2 separate regions of the Homo sapiens genome follow, and region 1 is linked to region 2. Evidence: read pairs that join two places in POLR2A ChIA-PET (ENCODE). Cell type or tissue: A673. All regions are shown on one strand. Links, peaks and the distances in the headings refer to the core of each region. The heading gives the core; the rest is flanking DNA.

What was found. Peaks named below come from ENCODE experiments on the same cell type or tissue, not always from the same donor. Only the 100,000 strongest peaks of a DNase experiment are listed, where the experiment ranks them.
Region 1: POLR2A ChIA-PET joins it to region 2 with 5 read pairs; 9 of 35 experiments call an interaction of 5 or more read pairs at or near these places.

Annotation. Positions count from the first base shown.
Region 1 is chr11:112,095,168-112,104,330 of GRCh38, forward strand. It overlaps SDHD (succinate dehydrogenase complex subunit D), which reads left to right. Exons shown (of 4, transcript NM_003002.4): 4 at 1-627. Among named protein-coding and RNA genes, the nearest start is that of SDHD, 13 kb to the left of the region's middle. RefSeq lists a silencer at 4,604-4,812. In A673, for the core only: no CTCF peak of the experiment used is centred there; no DNase peak of the experiment used is centred there.
Region 2 is chr11:112,044,957-112,054,119 of GRCh38, forward strand. DLAT (dihydrolipoamide S-acetyltransferase) reads left to right here. Exons shown (of 14, transcript NM_001931.5): 9 at 182-274; 10 at 907-1,014; 11 at 6,278-6,393. It also overlaps a transcript of PIH1D2 not described here. Among named protein-coding and RNA genes, the nearest start is that of DLAT, 24 kb to the left of the region's middle. In A673, for the core only: no CTCF peak of the experiment used is centred there; DNase peaks (open chromatin) are centred at 3,935 and 5,925; H3K27ac peaks cover 752 bases.

The DNA.
Region 1 (9,163 bases), core at 1,920-6,919, 50 kb after region 2:
TGAGTTCTATATTCTGGTGAGTTAATGGGGTTGCCTCCCAGCTTCTTATAAGACTCACAGTATAACTAAACATGATATATCAGCTTTTGCCTTTCAATTTATCAATCTCTTAAAGAGAATCCAACTTTATTACGATTAGTATATGATCAAACTTCCATATTTGCCTTGGGAATAATGGACAAAGGGAAATACTCTTAATTCATGAATAAAAACTTTGCAGAAAATTAGACAGTGTTTAATTTTCGAAAACTTCCCTCTCTAGACAGTAGATACCACCTACTGATGGTTACATATACTAGGGAAATTTTAAAATTAGGAAATGCTGATAGCTCATATTATAAATTTCTAAATCCTAGGAAGAAACGCTTGGAGTGCTTCTGAATATACAGAAGTTCCATTTAAGGGCAAGTTTCCCTGTAGATGTATCAAAATACTACCAACTGTAAATTGAGATTTAATTCCCAAATGTATTCTACTTGTTCTAAAACAATCTGTCCACAAATATAAAACTATAAGTAATAAATTGTTATTTTCGCACAATGGGAATCTCTAATGTGAAAATGTATTCTATGAAAATAATTTTTTTAAATAAAATGTTATATAATAAAAGTGTCTTCTATGCTTTTATATATTAGCTATCAGTAGTTTTATTCATTAGAATTAGGTGTCCATTGCATCCACAGCATGAAAACAAAATTGGGTTTTTTTTTTTTTTTGAGACGGAGTCGCACTCTGTCACCCAGGTTGGAGTGCAGTGGCGTGATCTCGGAGCACTGCAAGCTCCGCCTCCCAGGTTCATGTCATTCTCCTGCCTCAGCCCCCCGAGTAACTGGGATTACAGGCACCCACCACCACGCCCAGCTAATATTTTGTATTTTCAGTGGACATGGGGTTTCACCGTGTTAGCAAGGATGGTCTCGAACTGCTGACCTCGTGATCCACCCATCTTGGCCTCCCAGAGTGCTGGGATTACAGGCATGAGCCACCCCGCCCAGCCAAAATTGAGTGTTTAAATTTTCTTCTGGGGCTTAGCAGTTAGGTAAATCAGACACAAAGTACTGGAAAACAAAAAGGACTTGTAATAGGCAGAAAAATACCAAGTGTATAAGTAATTTGGTATAAACAGAGTATAAGGTTTAGTATTTAGGAATAAGAACTATGTCCAGATTATGGTGTTCTGTGAATACCAGCCTTTGGAATTCATATTATGTTCTATGTGTATTTAGTCTGGTCTAAGAGTTGAGTGTAAGGCATGATGCTGTCTTCTATCAATATAGAGTAACTGGGACTAAGCACATTTTACTCACCAAGGACCTTACTGGGAAGCTGAGGCAAAGGAAGAGTATGTGTTTATGAATGTGTACTAGGGGTTAAAGACATGCTCTCCTTGATGTGCCTGTGGTCTTGTAGAGACTCAAGTGTGCATTAGGGTTTAGGAAGAGGTGATTAATTCTGTTTTGGGGTGGGTAAAAGGTTTCAAAAGAGGGTGATGCCTGAATAGCAGTGGCACACCAACAGATAGTGGTGGTGGGACCAGTCCACCCTGGTGGGAGAGAATATATAAACAATATTCTGACATTGTTTAGAATTGCTGATGCTTGATGATGATAAAAAACAAATGGACTAAAAGTCAATTTTATTGTTTTAAAATTCTCTATAGACGATCCCCTCCCCACCTTGTAGTGTCATTCCTTCCCTTCCCTAGCTCTCAGTATACTGCTGCTGTAGAGTGGAGTGATGAAATGGAGTCTTCCATAAAGTCAAAATGGGGATGGCAGTGACTCTGGATAATATGGGAATCCATAGCTATCTCTAGTACCATCAGATCCTAGATATACAAGGCTGTCTAGTGCTAATAAGCTTCATTAGATGGTGAACGAAGTTGGAGTGGAGGCTGGTTGGGCACTGCCTGCCCCATGTCCCTGCTGGTTTGGTCATTAGGATGGAGCTGAGCTGTCTTTGGGAAGTCAGTAGGTTGCTGTGAGCTGCTGGAAAATGAGGCAAGATTCCGGAAGGGTGCTGTGGCTCATGCCTGTAATCCCAGCACTTTGGGAGGCTGAGGCAGTAGGATTGCTTGAGGCCAGGAGTTTAAAACCAGCGTGGGCAACATAGCAAGACCCTGTCTCTACAAAAATACAATAAAACAAAAAAAAGATTAGCCGGGCATCACTGGCAGTGGCATGTGCCTGTAGTTCTAGCTACTTGGGAGGCCGAGGTGGGAGAATTGTTTGAGCCCAGGAGTTTGAGGTTACAATGAGCTATGATCATACCACCGCACTCCAGCTTAGGTGACAGAGTGAAATCTTGTCTCTTTAAAAAAAAAAAAAATCCAAGGGCTAACAGCAATAGTAGTTTCTGACGGTAAGCAGGACATGATCAGAACTGTGCTTTAGAAATAATTTGGGTACCATTAGGTGGGTTAATAAGCTAGAGGTAGAAGGACATGTGAGGGGATAGAGACAGAATAAAGGGCCTGAACTTTGAGAGTAGCAGTGGAAGTAGGAGTCAATCTCAAAAGGTATTGTAGAAGTCAAAAACATTAATTCATTCATTTGATAGATACTAAGTACCTCATGTAATCAGCACTGTGCCAGGTACTGTGGATAACGATAAAATTTTACCTGCCTTTGAAGGGAATTCATAGTCTAATTGGGGCAACAGAAGAATGACTGCAATACGGTGTAGTAAGTGCAGTGATGGTGAAGCACGTCATGCGCTGTGATGTAACAAAGGGTGCAGTAAGGATTTGCCTGCAAGTTTCCTGGAAGAGAAGATTTGTAACCTGGGTTTTGAAAGATAAGGAGCTGACAGTGGCTGGGGAAGCTGGGATGAGGTGTAGGGTTGACTGGAGGATGGCAGATCAAGCAAAAGATGATATGTAGTTTGGTATGACCCAGCACAGGGAGGGACTGATTGTAGAGGACCTTATATGCCACGATAAGTAATTGAAACTTTATCTTTTTTTTTTTTTTTTTGAGACAGAGTCTGACTCTGTGGCCCAGGCTGGAATGTAGTGGCGCGATCTTGGCTCACTGCAACCTCTGCCTCCCATACTCAAGACATCCTCCCACCTCAGCCTCTTGAGTAGCTGGGACTACAGGCACATGCCACCATCCCTGGCTAATTTTTGTATTTTTTGTAGAGATGGGGTCTTGCTCTGTTGCCCAGGCTGGTCTCAAACTCCTGGCCTCAAGTGATTCACCCACCTCCGCCTCCCAAAGGGCTGGGATTTCAGGCGTGAGCCACTGTGCCTGGCCTGCGACTTTATCTTGACAGCAATATGGAGTTACTGAAGACTTAATTATGCAAACGGCATGATCCAATTTTTATTTTAAATAGGTTTTGCTGACAGCTATGTAAAGAATGGATTTGTGGGAGGTAAGCATGGAAACAGATTATTTTAGTGACCCAGAAAAGAAATAATGAATTGTGAAGGCAATTGTAGCTAGAATGAAGGAGAGAACAAATTTAAGAAATATTTAGAACTTAGAATCAATGAGAGTTATACTAAGATGTGAACGCTTGAGGGAGGAAGGAGCTTTGCTCAATTTTTTGTTGTAAATAGGTGGATGGGAGGTAGTGTCATTAAAGAAAAATGTTGAAGGAAAATTAGATATGGTACTGGAATCAGTAACTACTGAAGTTTTGGATTTGTGAGACGGCTAGGAAGAGATAGAATTTGTAGACTTCTATTTTTTGGCAATATGGCAGACTCAATTTTAGAAAGTATTTACTTTGATATGAAGCCTGTTAGAATGTTAAACAAGAACACCTTTAAAAATATTTCATTTATTTATTTGGGACGGAGTTTCACTCTTGTTGCCCAGGCTGGAGTGCAATGGCATGATCTCGGCTCACTGCAACCTCCGCTTCCTGGGTTCAAGCGGTTCTCCTGCCTCAACCTCCTGAGTAGCTGGGATTACAGGTGCCCACAACCACACCTGGCTAATTTTTGTATTTTTAGTAGAGATGGGGTTTCAGCTATGTTGGCCAGGCTGGTCTCAAAACTCCTGACCTCAGGTGATCCACCCACCTCGGCCTCCCAAAGTGCTGGGATTACAGACCACTGCACCCGGCCAAAACATATTATTTAGTTTGCAAAAAGAAATCTTCTGGAGCCAGACCAAAGTAAGTCTGCAGCTAGGGAGGTAAGCAAGTGCTTAGGGTATCAGTTGCCCCTAAGAGTATCTACTAAGCCCAGGTGGCCCAGAGTTCTAGTCTTCTTCTTCTTATTATTATTATTATATATATATTTTTGAGACAGAGTCTCGCTCTGTCACCCAGGCTGGAGTGCAGTGGTGCGATCTTGGCTCACTGCAAGCTCCGCCTGCCAGGTTCACACCATTCTCCCACCTCAGCCTCTGGAGTAGCTGGGACTACAGGCGCCTGCCACCATGCCCGGCTAATTTTGTTTTCATATTTTTAGTAGAGACGGGGTTTCACCGTGTCAGCCAGGATGGTCTTGATCTCCTGACCTCATGATCCGCCTGCCTCGGCCTCCCAAAGTGCTAGGATTACAGGCATGAGCCACCACGCCTAGCCATTATTATATTTTTTTGAGTCAGAATCACGCTCTGTTGTCCAGGTTGGAGTGCAGTGGCGTGATCAAACTCACTGCAGCCTTGATCTCCTGTGCTCAAGTGATCCTCCCACCTCAGCCTTCTGAAAGTAGCTGGGATTACAGACTTGTGCCACCATGCCTAGCTAATTTTTTTGATTTTTAGTAGAGATGAGGTCTCACTGTGTTGCCCAGGCTGGTCTCAAACTCCTGAGCTCAAGTAATCCACCTGCCTTTGCCTCCCAAAGTGCTTGCATTATATGCTTGCGCCACCATGTCTGGCCGGATTCTAGTTTTAAGAAGGTGGCACATAGGCCAGGAGAAAAGCTTAGGGCTCAAACCAGGGAGTTAGAATGAAGATTCCCCTAAACCAAGAACCATAAAGAGTTTTGCCCTCAGAGAAAGGGTGAATTAGAAAAAATGATATTTGCTCACACCTGTAATCCCAGCACTCTGGGAGGCCGAGGCGGGTGGATCATCTGAGGTTGGGAGTTCGAGACCATCCTGACCAACAGAGAGAAACCCTGTCTCTACTAAAAATACAAAAAAAAAAAAAAAAAAAAGGGCCGGGCGTGGTGGTGGGTGCCTGTAATCCCAGCTACTCGGGAGGCTGAGGCAGGAGAATTGCTTGAACCCGGGAGGCAGAGGTTGCGGTGAGCTGAGATCACACCATTACACTCCACCCTGGGCAACAAGAGTGAAACTCCATCCCCCCCAAAAGAAAAACTGATATTTATCTGAAAAAGCAGAGAGCAGAGCAATGTGTGTATCTTGCCTTGGCTCAGGTTGGAGGAAAGAGTCTCTTCTGAGAATGTGTGGCTAAGAGCCAGTCCTCATGCCAGTTTGGAGTCCGAGTTCAAGTTACCTGCATATCTAAAAAGGTTACATGGGGCAAATTTAACTTTGACCTAGGTTTGTAGGGCATGGTAGTCAGCACAAATCCTCACCAGAGAGAGAAGGGTTACCCCAACACAAGCTTCAAAAATCCCCATAAAGTTCCAGTGAACGTGAACTGTCAGCAAAAATCACAGTACTGGAATGTCCTGAGCAAGAGTCAGCACAAATAAACAGAACCATACCCACAAAGAATTCAGACCCTGGAATTTTCAGATACACATTATAAACATAAGATGAGATATAAGTCTAAATATAAGTCAGCTTTCTGCTCAGGGATCAGAAAGCTTTTGGAGAGAGTGGTATATACTTGATGTTATCGTCTCAATTCATAGAATCTTAAAAAGTAGATGTCTACTTAGGAGAGTTTTCTCCTCTGGACACCTGATAATGAGTGTCAGGGTCAATTCCCAGTGGGGCTGAATGTTCAGTTTCTGAGACCTAAGCACCACTGTGAAGCATGTATCCATGACTATGGGCCTGGAGCTTCAGAACGGTGTCTATGAGATTAAAATACCCAAATGGTCATTTCCAATGTGGTTCTAACTCTAACTTTCATCAGTGACTGTTTCTAAACTAGTCTTCCAGGCCAGGTGCAGTGGCTCATGCCTGTAATCCCAGCACTTTGGGAGGCCGAGGCAGGCGGATCGCCTGAGGTCAGGAATTCGAGACCAGCCTGGCCAACATGGTGAAACCCTGTCTCTACCAAAATATACAAAAATTAGCCGGGTGTGGTGGCATGCGCCTGTATAGTCCTAGCTACTTGGGAGATTGACGCGGGAGAATTGCTTGAACCCAGGAAGTGGAGGTTGCAGTGAGCTGAGATTGCGCCACTGCACTCCAGCTTGGGTGACAGAGTGAGACCCTGTCTCAAACATATAAATATAGGGCCTGGCACAGTGACTCACGCCTGTAATCCCAGCACTTTGGGAGGCTGAGGCAGGTGGATCACCTGAGGTCAGGAGTTTGAGACCAGCCTGGCCAACATGGTGAAACCCCGTCTCTACTAAAAATACAAATATTAGCCTGCCATGGTGGCTTATGCCTGTAGTCCCAGCTACTCAAGAGGCTGAAGCAGGAGAATTGCTTGAACCCGGGAGGCGGAGGCTGCAGTACGCCAAAATCATGTCACTGCACTCCAGCCTGGGCAACAGAGTGAGACTCAGTCTCAATAAATAATAATATAATATAATATAAATATAAATAAAAAACTAGTCTTTCAGTTGTAGATTATGCTGGTGATGATGGGAGACACAATGTATCTATTGGTATTCTTTTGAGAAACAGAGTTTGTAAATTGGGCATAAGACTATGTATATGAGATTCATTTTTGAAAAAATACAAGATTACTACATACCAAGGATGAAATCTGTTACGGGATGTGTCAAGCCCAGCCTCATAGAGTGTTTCTATAATAGTTTAATATGAAAGCTTATGAAGATTTTAAGAAGTAAATTGCAATATCATCAGGCCTATGTATAAAACTTAAAAACGTAAAACTAAGGGAGGCTGGGCGCGGTGGCTCATACCTGTAATCCCATCACTTTGGGAGGCTGAGGCGGGCGTATTATGAGGTCAGGAGTTCGAGACCAGCCTGGCCAATATGGTGAAATCCTGTCTCTACTAAAAATACAAAAATTAGCCGGGTATGGTGGCATGAGCCTATAGTCCCAGCTACTCGAGAGACTGAGGCAGGAGAATTGCTTGAACATGGGAGGTGGAGGTTGCAGTAAGCCGAGATGTGCCACTGCACTCCAGCCTGGGCTACAGAGCAAGACTCTGTCTCAAAAAACAACAACAACAACAAAAAAACCAAAAAAAAAATAATAAGGGAAAGCTGTAGTCTACCAGAAATGTTATAAACTATTATTAAAAAGTTTTTTTTTTTTTTTTTGAGATGGAGTCTTGCTCTTTCACCCAGGCTGGAGTGCAGTGGTGCAATCTCAGCTCACTGGAACCTCTGCCTCTGGGTTCAAGAGATTCTCCTGCCTCAGCCTCCCGAGTAGCTGGGATTACAGGCACCCGCCACCACGCCTGGCTAATTTTTGTATTTTTATTAGAGACAGGGTTTCACCATGTAGGCCAGGCTGGTCTTGAACTCCTTGCCTCAAGTGATCCGCCTGCCTTGGCCTCCCAAAGGATTACAGGCGTGAGCCACTGCACCCAGCCTCAAATGGTCTTTAATGTTGGTGTTTCTTTGTATATTTGTTCTGGATTATTATAATTAAAATGAACAATACATTGATATGATTAATAAATTAATGCATTGATATGATAAATAAAATGAGTAAGCCTCTTAGGTAAGACTTTTTTGACTAGTACTTTATAAAGTTTGAGCCAGTTTGTCCCTGTCAATTGAGCTATTATTATATTATTATTTTTGCAGCATGAAAATTATTGAGCTGGAGGTAGTTTGGGAGAAACCAAGCAGTATGAAACAGTCTTGACAAAACCAATGTCCTTCCTCTTATCCACCCTTCTACCCCCAATGAGGGCAGAGTGTTGTATTTTAATCCCTCTTATATACAGAAATCAGATTGAACAACTATTGTTATAATACCAACGCTGGTAAAGCTAGAAAGGGCTGTTTGTATAAGGTGGCGGCCTTTTTTTTTTTTTTTTTGAGACGGAGTCTTGCTTTGTCACCAGGCTGGAGTGCAGTGGCACGATCTTGGCTCACTGCAATCTCTGCCTCCTGGGTTCAAGCAATTCCCCTGCCTCAGCCTCTTGAGTAGCTGGGATTACAGGCACCCACTACCATGCCCTGCTAATTTTTTGTGTTTTAGTAGAGACGGGGTTTCACTATGTTGGCCAGGATGGTCTCGATCTCCTGACCTCGTGATCCACCCGCCTCAGCTTCCTAAAGTGCTGGGATTATAGGTGTGAGCCACCGTGCCCGGCCAAGGTAGCAGGCTTTAAAGCATGACCTTTAGCATGCACTTTATTCTTAATGACTGAAATTTGCTTTGGGTGTTGGAGTATCTTTAGTAAGTCATTAGTTTCTTTTCCATTTTTGATTCAGTTGTCTGAGGAAGTTAGGAAACCCCTTTGTTTGCACAATGTGCTGAAATCACAAGCAATCCTGAAAGTTCATCTGTAGACAATATGGATGTTAACTCTTAATCCTTTAGCGTGATGGCGTGTTCTTAATAGAGCTATCAGTTTAGCTGTCTAAGCTGTTGCTTATAAAGTATTCCAAAATGGAATATTTCAAAGTTATAGCATATTTGGTGCAAAGTATACCTTGATTCATTTTTAATTATGAGTCATAATCAAAAGGCAATATATCAGGGTTGTACAGGAGAACATCAGTCAAATCAAGACTGGGCATGCTTAGATTTTAAATATTGGACAATATTGAGATTCCTCTTCATCAGGAAGGGGAAATAGGGCAGCTAGATTTAGATTGGAGCAGTATTTAACAGCTAAAAAGGAAGCAGACAAATAATATAGAAGGTAATGAGCTTGTAATGAGTCCCTAGTTTTGAGTAAACATCACTAAAACAACCAGTCTGTCTTTTTTTTTTTTTTTTTGAGATGGAGTTTTGCTCTTGTCTACGCTGGAGTGCAATAGCACTATTTTGGCTCACTGCAACCCCCACCTTTCGGGTTTAAGCAATTCTCCTGCCTTGGCCTCCTGAGTAGCTGGGATTACAGGTGTGCGCCACCACACCTGGCTAATTTTTGTATTTTTAGTAGAGACGGGGTTTC
Region 2 (9,163 bases), core at 1,990-6,989:
CCCAGGAGGTTGAGGCTGCAGTGAACCATGATTGAGCCACTGCATTCTAGCCTGGGTGACAGAGCAAGACTCTGTCTCAAAAGACAAAAAAAAAAAACTGCATAGTCACTGGCAGTCTTTCCCAGGTACTTACGCTAAGATTGAATCACAGTTACTAAGAGCTTTTTCTTTCCTCCCATAGGCTCCGGCAGCTGTTGTGCCTCCCACAGGTCCTGGAATGGCACCAGTTCCTACAGGTGTCTTCACAGATATCCCAATCAGCAACATTCGTCGGGTAAGAGAATTACCATCATCTGGAATCAGCTGTTAGGGGCATCTTTAGGTTGTTTAGTTGCTTCCATAGTTTTTAACACATTAACAGAGGCTTTTTAAGTTGGGAATATTGGATGATTACTTTAAGGGAAGTTTTGGCCAACTGAATACTTGAATCACTTTGTTCCTATTAGAAGGGCCAGGCGCAGTAGCTCATGCCTGTAATCCCAGCACTTTGGGAGGCCAAAGCGGGCAGATCACAAGGTCCAGACTTCGAGACCAGCCTGGCCAACATAGTGAAACACCCCGTCTCTACTAAAGATACAAAAATTAGCCGGGCATGGTGGCACATGCCTGTAGTCCCAAGTACTCGGGACGCTGAGGCAGGAGAATTGCTTGAACTTGGGAAATGGAGGTTGTGGTGAGCCGAGATCGCACCACCGCACTCCAGCCTGGGCAACATAGCGAGACTCCATCTCAAAAAAAAAAAAAAATCTAGGAGGTGTTATATTATGGCGGAGTCCTCCATCTTTCAATTATAATAATGCTTGAGGTAAGTATTAGCAGAGAGTAAGGTGAAGAGACAAACAGAGCCCTAAATTAGTTAAGGTCTTAACTCAAGATAATTGATTTTTTAAATCTCTTTGGTTTCAGGTTATTGCACAGCGATTAATGCAATCAAAGCAAACCATACCTCATTATTACCTTTCTATCGATGTAAATATGGGAGAAGTTTTGTTGGTACGGAAAGAACTTAATAAGGTAAAAGTTCTGAAAATTCCAACTTTCTAAGTTATAAAAATTTTGTCTTTCCCCACCAAACATTTATATTTTTGTCCATATATTTTGTTACAATATATCAGTTGGTGGTTACTTTCTTGATCTTGTCCTTTGAAGCACAAGATTTTAAATATTGGTTATGTCCACTTTTATCAATTTTTTTCTTCTGTGCTTTTGGTATTATATCTAAGAAACTATTACCTAGTCTAAGGTCATGAAGATTTATACTTTTGTTTCCTTGTAACAGTTTTATACTTTTAGTTCTTATATTCAGGTCTTTGCTCTATTTTGAGTTAATTTTTTATAGGTGGTGTGAGATAGGAATCCAACCATTGTTTTGCATGTGGACATTTATTCTTTCATCCCAGCACCATCTTTCCCCATCGAATTGTCTTGGTATCCTTGTCAAAATTAATCATATATGTGAGAATTTTATTTCCAGATTTTTTTTTTTTTGTAGATCTTGTTATTTTTTGTTTTGTTTTGTTTTATTATACTTTAAGTTCTGGGATACATGTGCAGAACGTGCAGGTTTGTTACATAGGTATACACGTGCCATGGTGGTTTGCTGCACCCACCAACCCATCATCTACATTAGGTATTTCTCCTAATGCTATCCCTCCCCTTAGCCCCCCACCCCCCTACAGGTCCTGGTGTGTGATGTTTCCCTCCCTGTGTCCATGTGTTCTCATTGTTCAACTCCCACTTACAAGTGAGAACATGCGGTGTTTGGTTTTCTGTTCCTGTGTTAGTTTGCTGAGAATGATGGTTTCCAGCTTCATCCATGTCCCTGCAAAGGACACAAACTCATCCTTTTTTTTATGGCTGCATAGTATTCCATGGTGTGTATGTGCCACATTTTCTTTATCCAGTCTATCATTGATGGGCATTTGGCTTGGTTCCAAGTCTTTGCTATTGGGAACAGTGCTGCAGTAAACATATGTGTGCATGTGTCTTTATAGTAGAATGGTTTATAATCCTTTGGGTCTATACCCAGTAATGGGATTTCTGGGTCAAATGGTATTTCTGGTTCTAGATCCTTGAGGAACCGCCACACTGTCTTCCACAATGGGTTGAACTAATTTACACTCCTACCAACAGTGTAAAAGCGTTCCTATTTCTCCACATTCCAGCATCTGTTGTTTCCTGACTTTTTAGTGATCGCCATTGTAACTGGCGTGAGATGGTAACTCACTGTGGTTTTGATTTGCATTTCTTTAATGACCAGTGATGATGAGCTTTTTTTCATGTTTGTTGGCCACATAAATGTCTTCTTTTGAGAAGTGTCTGTTCATATCCTTTGCCCACTTTTTGATGGGGTCATTTGTTTTTTTCTTGTAAATTTGTTTAAGTTCCTTATAGATTCTGGATATTAGCCCTTTGTTAGATGGATAGATTTCAAAAATTTTCTCCCATTCTGTAGGTTGCCTGTTCACTCTGATGATAGTTTCTTTTGCTGTGCAGAAGCTCTTTAGTTTAATTCGACCCCATTTGTCTATTTTGGCTTTTGTTGCCATTGCTTTTGTTGTTTTAGTCATGAAGTCTTTGCCCATGCCTGTGTCCTGAATGGTATTGCCTAGGTTTTCTTCTAGGGTTTTTATGGTTTTAGGTCTTACGTTTAAGTCTTTAATCCATCTTCAGTTATTTTTTGTATAAGGTGTAAGGAAGGAGTCCAGTTTCAGTTTTCTACATATGGCTAGCCAGTTTTCCCAACATCATTGATTAAATAGGGAATCCTTTCCCCATTGCTTGTTGTTGTCAGGTTTGTCAAAAATCAGATGGTTGTAAATGTGTGGCATTATGTCTGAGGCTTCTGTTCTGTTCCATTGGTCTATATATCTGTTTTGGTACCAGTACCATGCTGTTTTGGTTACTGTAGCCTTATAGTATAGTTTGAAGTCAGGTAGCATGATGCCTCCAGCTTTGTTCTTTTTGCTTAGGATTGTCTTGGCTATACGGGCCCTTTTTTGGTTCCATATGAAATTTAAAGTAGTTTTTTTCTAATTCTGTGAAGAAAGTCAATGGTTGCTTGATGAAGATAGCATTGAATTTATAAATTACTTTGGGCAGTATGTCCATTTTCACGATATTGATTCTTCCTATGCATGAGCATGGAATGCTTTTCCATTTGTTTTTGTGTCCTCTCTTATTTCCTTGAGCAGTGGTTTGTAGTTCTCCTTGAAGAGGTCCTTCACATCCCTTGTAAGTTGTATTCCTAGGTATTCTATTCTTTTTATAGCAATTGTGAATAGGAATTCACTCACAATTTGGCTCTCTGTTTGTCTGTTATTGGCGTGTAGGAATGCTTGTGATTTTTGCACATTGATTTTGTATCCTGAGACTTCACTGAAGTTGCTTATCAGCTTAAGGAGATTTTGGACTGAGATGATGGGGTTTTCTAACTATACAATCATGTCATCTACAAACAGACAATTTGACTTCCTCTTTTTCTATTTGAATACTCTTTATTTCTTTCTCTTGCCTGATTGCCCTGGCCAGAACTTCCAATACTATGCTGAATAGGAGTGGTGAGAGAGAGCATCCTTGTCATGTGCCAATTTTTGAGACTGAGTCTCACTCTGTTGCCCAGACTGGGGTGCAGTGGCGTGATCTTGGCTTACTGCAACCTCCACCTTCCAGGTTCAAGCAATTCTCGTCCCTCAGCCTCCCGAGTAGCTGGGATTACAGGTATGAGCCACCAGGCATGGCTAATTTTTGTATTTTTAGTAGGGACAGGATTTCACCATGTTGGCCAGGCTGGTCTCGAACTCTTGACCTCAAATGATCCACCCACCTTGGCCTCCCAAAGTGCTGGAATTACAGCCATGAGCCCCCATGCCTGGCCTATTTCCAGGTTCTTAATTCCATTCCATTAATCTCTGTATACCCTTAATGTCAGTACCACAGTCTTGATTACTTTAGCTTTGTAATAAGTTGTAAAATCAGGAAACGTGAGTCATCTTTGTTCTTTTTTCTCAAGATTTTTTTTTTTTTTTTTTTTTTTTTTTAAAGACAGAGTCTTGCTCTGTCACCCAGGCTAGAGTGCAGTGGCGTGATCTTGGCTCACTGCCAGCTCTGCCTCCCGGGTTCATGCCATTCTCCTGCCTCAGCCTCCCAAGTAGCTGGGACTACAGACGCCCACCACCATGCCCGGCTAATTTTTTGTATTTTTAGTAGAGACGGGGTTTCACCGTGTTAGCCAGAATCAAGATTGTTTTGTCTGAGTCCCTTGCAATTCTAAGTGAATTTTAGGATTAGCTTGTAAATTTCTGCATTGAAGCCAGTTGACATTTTGATAAGGATTGATTGGATGTATCTGCTGATCAGTTTGGCAAGTGTTGCCATCCGAAGAATATAGTCTTTTCATCCATGAACATGTAGATGCCCCTGTATTAGTTAGGTGTTCTTCAGTCTCTTTCAACAGTTTTTTTATAGTTTTTCAGAGTGTAAGTTTTGCACTCTAAATTTGCATTTGTTAAACTTATTTCTAGGTATTTTATTCTTTTTGATACTACTCTAAGTGGAATTGTTTTCTAGATTTCATTTTCAGATTGTTCATTGCTACTATATAAAGGTATGATTGATTTTTTTTTTTTTTTAAGACTAGTCAGGTATACTAGTGAGAAGGGCGGAAGAGTAGAAAAGAAGTTAGATTTATAATGGACTCTGAGCAATCAATTGAGATAACAATTCATTTTTCTATATTGATCTTTTTTTTCATATACCTGCTGAAATGGGATCTATATTGACCTTGTATCCTGCAAACTTGCTGAAGTCATTTATTAGTTCTTACAGTTTTTTAGTGTATTTCTTAGGTTTTTCTGTAAACAAGATAATGTTATCTGCAAATAGAGATAATTTTACTTTTTTCATTTTGACCTGTATGCCTTTTATTTCCTTTCTTGCCTAATTGCTCTGGCTGGCGCCTCTAGGCAATGTTGAATAGGTGTAGCAGAAGTGAACATCTTGTCTTGTTCTCGATCTTTGGGAGAATAAGTCTTTGGTCATTAAATAGTTGTGAGGTTTCCATAGATCAGGTTGAGCAAGTTCCCTCCTGTTCCCAGTTAGTAAGAGTGTTTTGATCATGAAAAGGGGTATTGAATTTTATCAAATGCTCTTTCTGTGTCTGTTGAGATGATTATGTGTTTTTTGTCCTGTATTCTGTTAGGACATTATTACATTAATGGATTTTCAGATGTTAATGGAAATTTGCATTCTTGGGATAAATCAGATTTGATCATGGTGAATGATCCTTTTTATATATTGCTGGATTTTATTTGCTAGCGTTTTGTTGAAGATTTTTACATCTATATTCATAAGATATTAGTGTGTACTTTTTTTTTTTTTTCTTCTAATGTCGTCTTTGGTTTTGGTATCAGGCTAATCCCGGCCTTACAGAATGTGTGGGGAAGTGTTTCTTGCTCTTCTTTGATTTTTCTTTGAAAGAATTTGTGAGGAATTGATATTAATTCTTCTTTAATATTTGGTAGAATACTGACGAAGCCATTTGGGTCTAAGCTTTTCTACATGGGTAGTTTTTAAATTACCAGTTCAATCTCTTTGTTAGTTATAGGTCTATTCAGAGTTTTTGTTTCTCCTTGGTTCAGTTTTGGTAGCTTGTGTCTGTATGGTTGTTCATAGTATTCCCTATAATTCTTTTTACTTCTGTAAGGTAGATAGTAATGTCCCCTATTTCACTCCTAATTTTAGAAATTCTAGTCTTCTCTCCTCTTCTTGGTCAGTCTAACTAAACATTTATCATTGTGGTTGTCATTTGATTGATCTTTTCAAAGAACCAAATTTTGTTATTGTTGAGATGAATGAAAATGATGACATAACATACTGTAACTTATGGGATTATGCTAAAGCAGTGCTTAGCAGGAAACAGCTGTAAGAGTCCGCATTTAAAAAGATGAAAGAACCAATGTTTGGTTTCATTTCTTTCTTTCCACCTCAGGATATTTGTATATTCTCTTTCTCTTCCTCCTTTTCTCACGATTATACAGTTTTACTCTTTGGTGAGAGAATTTAGAAACTACAGTTGTCCGGGGAGGGAAAGCATTAGGAAAAATAGCTGATGCATGTGAGGCCTAATACCTGGGTGATGGGTTGACAGGTGCAGCAAACCACCATGGCACATGTTTACCTATATAATAAACCTGGACATTCTGCACATGCACCCTGAAACTTAAAATTAAAATTAAAATTAAAAAAGAAGAAACTACAGTTCTTCTTGTCTTTCCAGATATTAGAAGGGAGAAGCAAAATTTCTGTCAATGACTTCATCATAAAAGCTTCAGCTTTGGCATGTTTAAAAGTTCCCGAAGCAAATTCTTCTTGGATGGACACAGTTATAAGACAGTAAGTATAACTGGGGAAGATATATATCCATCGGTAGTTTTCTTGTATTATTTAATGTGTGAGTGGAGTTGAGGGGATAAGGAGAAATGGAATACAGAGAGGCAGATGACTTACATAGGTCAAACAACTTGAAAACAACACAAAAATGTTTATGAGTTACTGCTTTTTACTTTTTTTTCTTACTGGCCCCAATTTTCAACCTTGTTTTTGTTTTTGTTTTTGTTGTTGTTGTTGATTTATTTTTTAAAGAGATAGGGTCTTGCTCTGTTGTCCAGGCTGGTCTTGAACTCTTGGGCTCAAGCAATTCTACAGCCTCGGCCTCCCAAAGTTCTGGGATTTCAGGTGTGAGCCACAGTGTCCAGCCTGCGATATTGCTGGATTTAGCTAGTAAAGGCTATAGATTCTTTGTATGAGTTCAGCAAAGGGAGATTAGTGAACAAATATGTGTAATTAAGTTGATAATGACTGTCACAAAGCAGGGTTAAACAGATGATTTTCATTCTCCTGAACTTTACGGGCAAAATTAGAACAGTAATTGTTAATAATACAATGGTATAGAGTAGTATGGTACTCAGTGTGTCTCTTTTATCTCATTCAATTCTCATGACTATCTTATGATTTAAGTGCTTTCACTTCCATTTCTAGATAAAGAAACAGACTCCGTGAGTTAAGTAACTTGCCCTGAGTTAATAAATTAGTGTTAGGACTGTGATTAGAACCAAGATTCTGACTCCTAAGCCTATTCGTTTCTTGCTGTGTAGATGCTTCTATGTTATTCTTATTCTGAAAGGAAAAAAACAAACTTTTTTCCTTTGTACTTTGCTGTCACACAGTCACAGCACCGCTTCTGTGACCAGATGAGTAGAGGCAGGGGTGGGGAGGGTTTCCCCACACACCAACCAAACAATTAATTCTGCAGTGATTTCCTCTAATTCAATTCAATTCAATTCTGGTGCTGTCTACCTGTAGATAGTGTCAGATCCCAAAGATTGAGGGCTCAGTCCTACAAGACTGCCCTCACTTCAGATGCCAGTCAAAAGTGTAGGCCACTCATACTTGTAACTGACTGGCTACAAACTTGTTGCTGTGACCTCTTCCTTGGGTTTGATTAACTTGCTAGGACAATTCACAGAACTTGGGGAAACACTTTATGTTTATTATAAAGGATATTACAAAGGATATGGATGAACACCAGATGAAGAGATGGCTAGGGCGAGGTTTGAGGTGGGGTGGTGCAGAGCTTCCATGTCCTTTCTGGGCATACCACCCTTCCAGCACTTCCACAGTTCAGCAACTGGAAGCTCATTAAATCTTGTTGAAGGGTCTTAATAGAGGGGGCTGGGGAGAAAAAGGAAAGGAAGAAAAAAGTCTTTGTAGAGTTTGATCTCCAGGATCTCCAGCCTACATCTCCCTCCCCTTTCCCTTAGGTCAGTGGGTAGAGCTAAAAGTTCCAACTCTCTAATCCTCTAGTCATTTTGACCCTTCCAGTGACTGGCGCCATCCCGAGGTTACTTAGGGATCCCACCCTAAGTATCCGTCATGGAGCTTATTATATAAGGGCTCATTATAAATAACAAAACATACTCCTATCACTCAGGAAATTCCGGTTCTAGGGGCTCTATGACAGGAACTGGCAACATGGGGACAAAGACCAAGTATATATTATACCACACTTACTAATATTTATTAATATTTTAGGGCCGGGCTCACACCTGTAATCTCAGCACTTTGAGAGGCCGAGGCAGGTGGATCACTTGAGGTCAGGAGTTCGAGACCAGCCTGGCCAACATGGTGAAACCCCATCTCTACTAAAAATACAAAAATTAGCTGAGCGTGGTGGTGCATGCCTGTAATCTCAGCTACTTGGGAAGCTGAGGCAGGAGAATTGCTTGAACCCAGGAGGTGGAGGTTGCAGTGAACTGAGATTGTGCCATTGCAGTCCAGCCTGGGTGATAAGAGCAAAACTCTGTCTCAAAAAAATATTTTCCTAATAAATATTAAATTTAGGTTAGAATACTGCTCCATGGCTTAGAGTGACTTGTTCTAACCCTTAATCTGAGGTCAGTTCCCAGGAGGCAAACACAACTGTTTGTTTTTTTTTGTTTTTTGTGTTTTGTTTTTGTGACAGAGTCTCTTTCTGTCGCCTAGGCTAGAGTGCAGTGGCGTGATCTTGGCTCACTGCAACCTCCGCCTCCCGAGTTCAAGCAATTTTCCTACCTCAGCCTCCTGAGTAGCTGGGATTACAGGCATGCGCCACCACTCCCAGGTAATTTTTTTGTAGTTTTAGTAGATATGGGGTTTCACCATATTGGCCAGACTGGTCTTGAACTCTTGACCTTGTGAGCCGCCCACCTTGGCCTCCCAAAGTGCTGGGATCACAGGTGTGAGCTACCACGCCCAGCCCTTAAACACAGCTTTTAAACTATTGTTTCTTCTGGTATTTATTTACCTGCAGATTTCCAAATAACATTTTTCTGTTGCCTTTTATGAGTTTTTCATTTATTTTACTTTATTGACTGACTCCCCGTTAAAGAACATTAATATTTAGCTTTAGCTCCAGTCTTGGGACTAGAGAGAAAAAAAAAGGTAGGTTTGTTATGCCCTTCCTACATACACACACATAACACCATCTTCCCAAATTGATTGTAGCACAAATTTGGATTAAATCTATATTTGGGGCCAGGTATGGTGGCTCACACCTGTAATCCCAGCACTTTGGGAGGCCAAGGCAGGTGGATCGCCTGAGGTCAAGCGTTCGAGATCAGCCTGG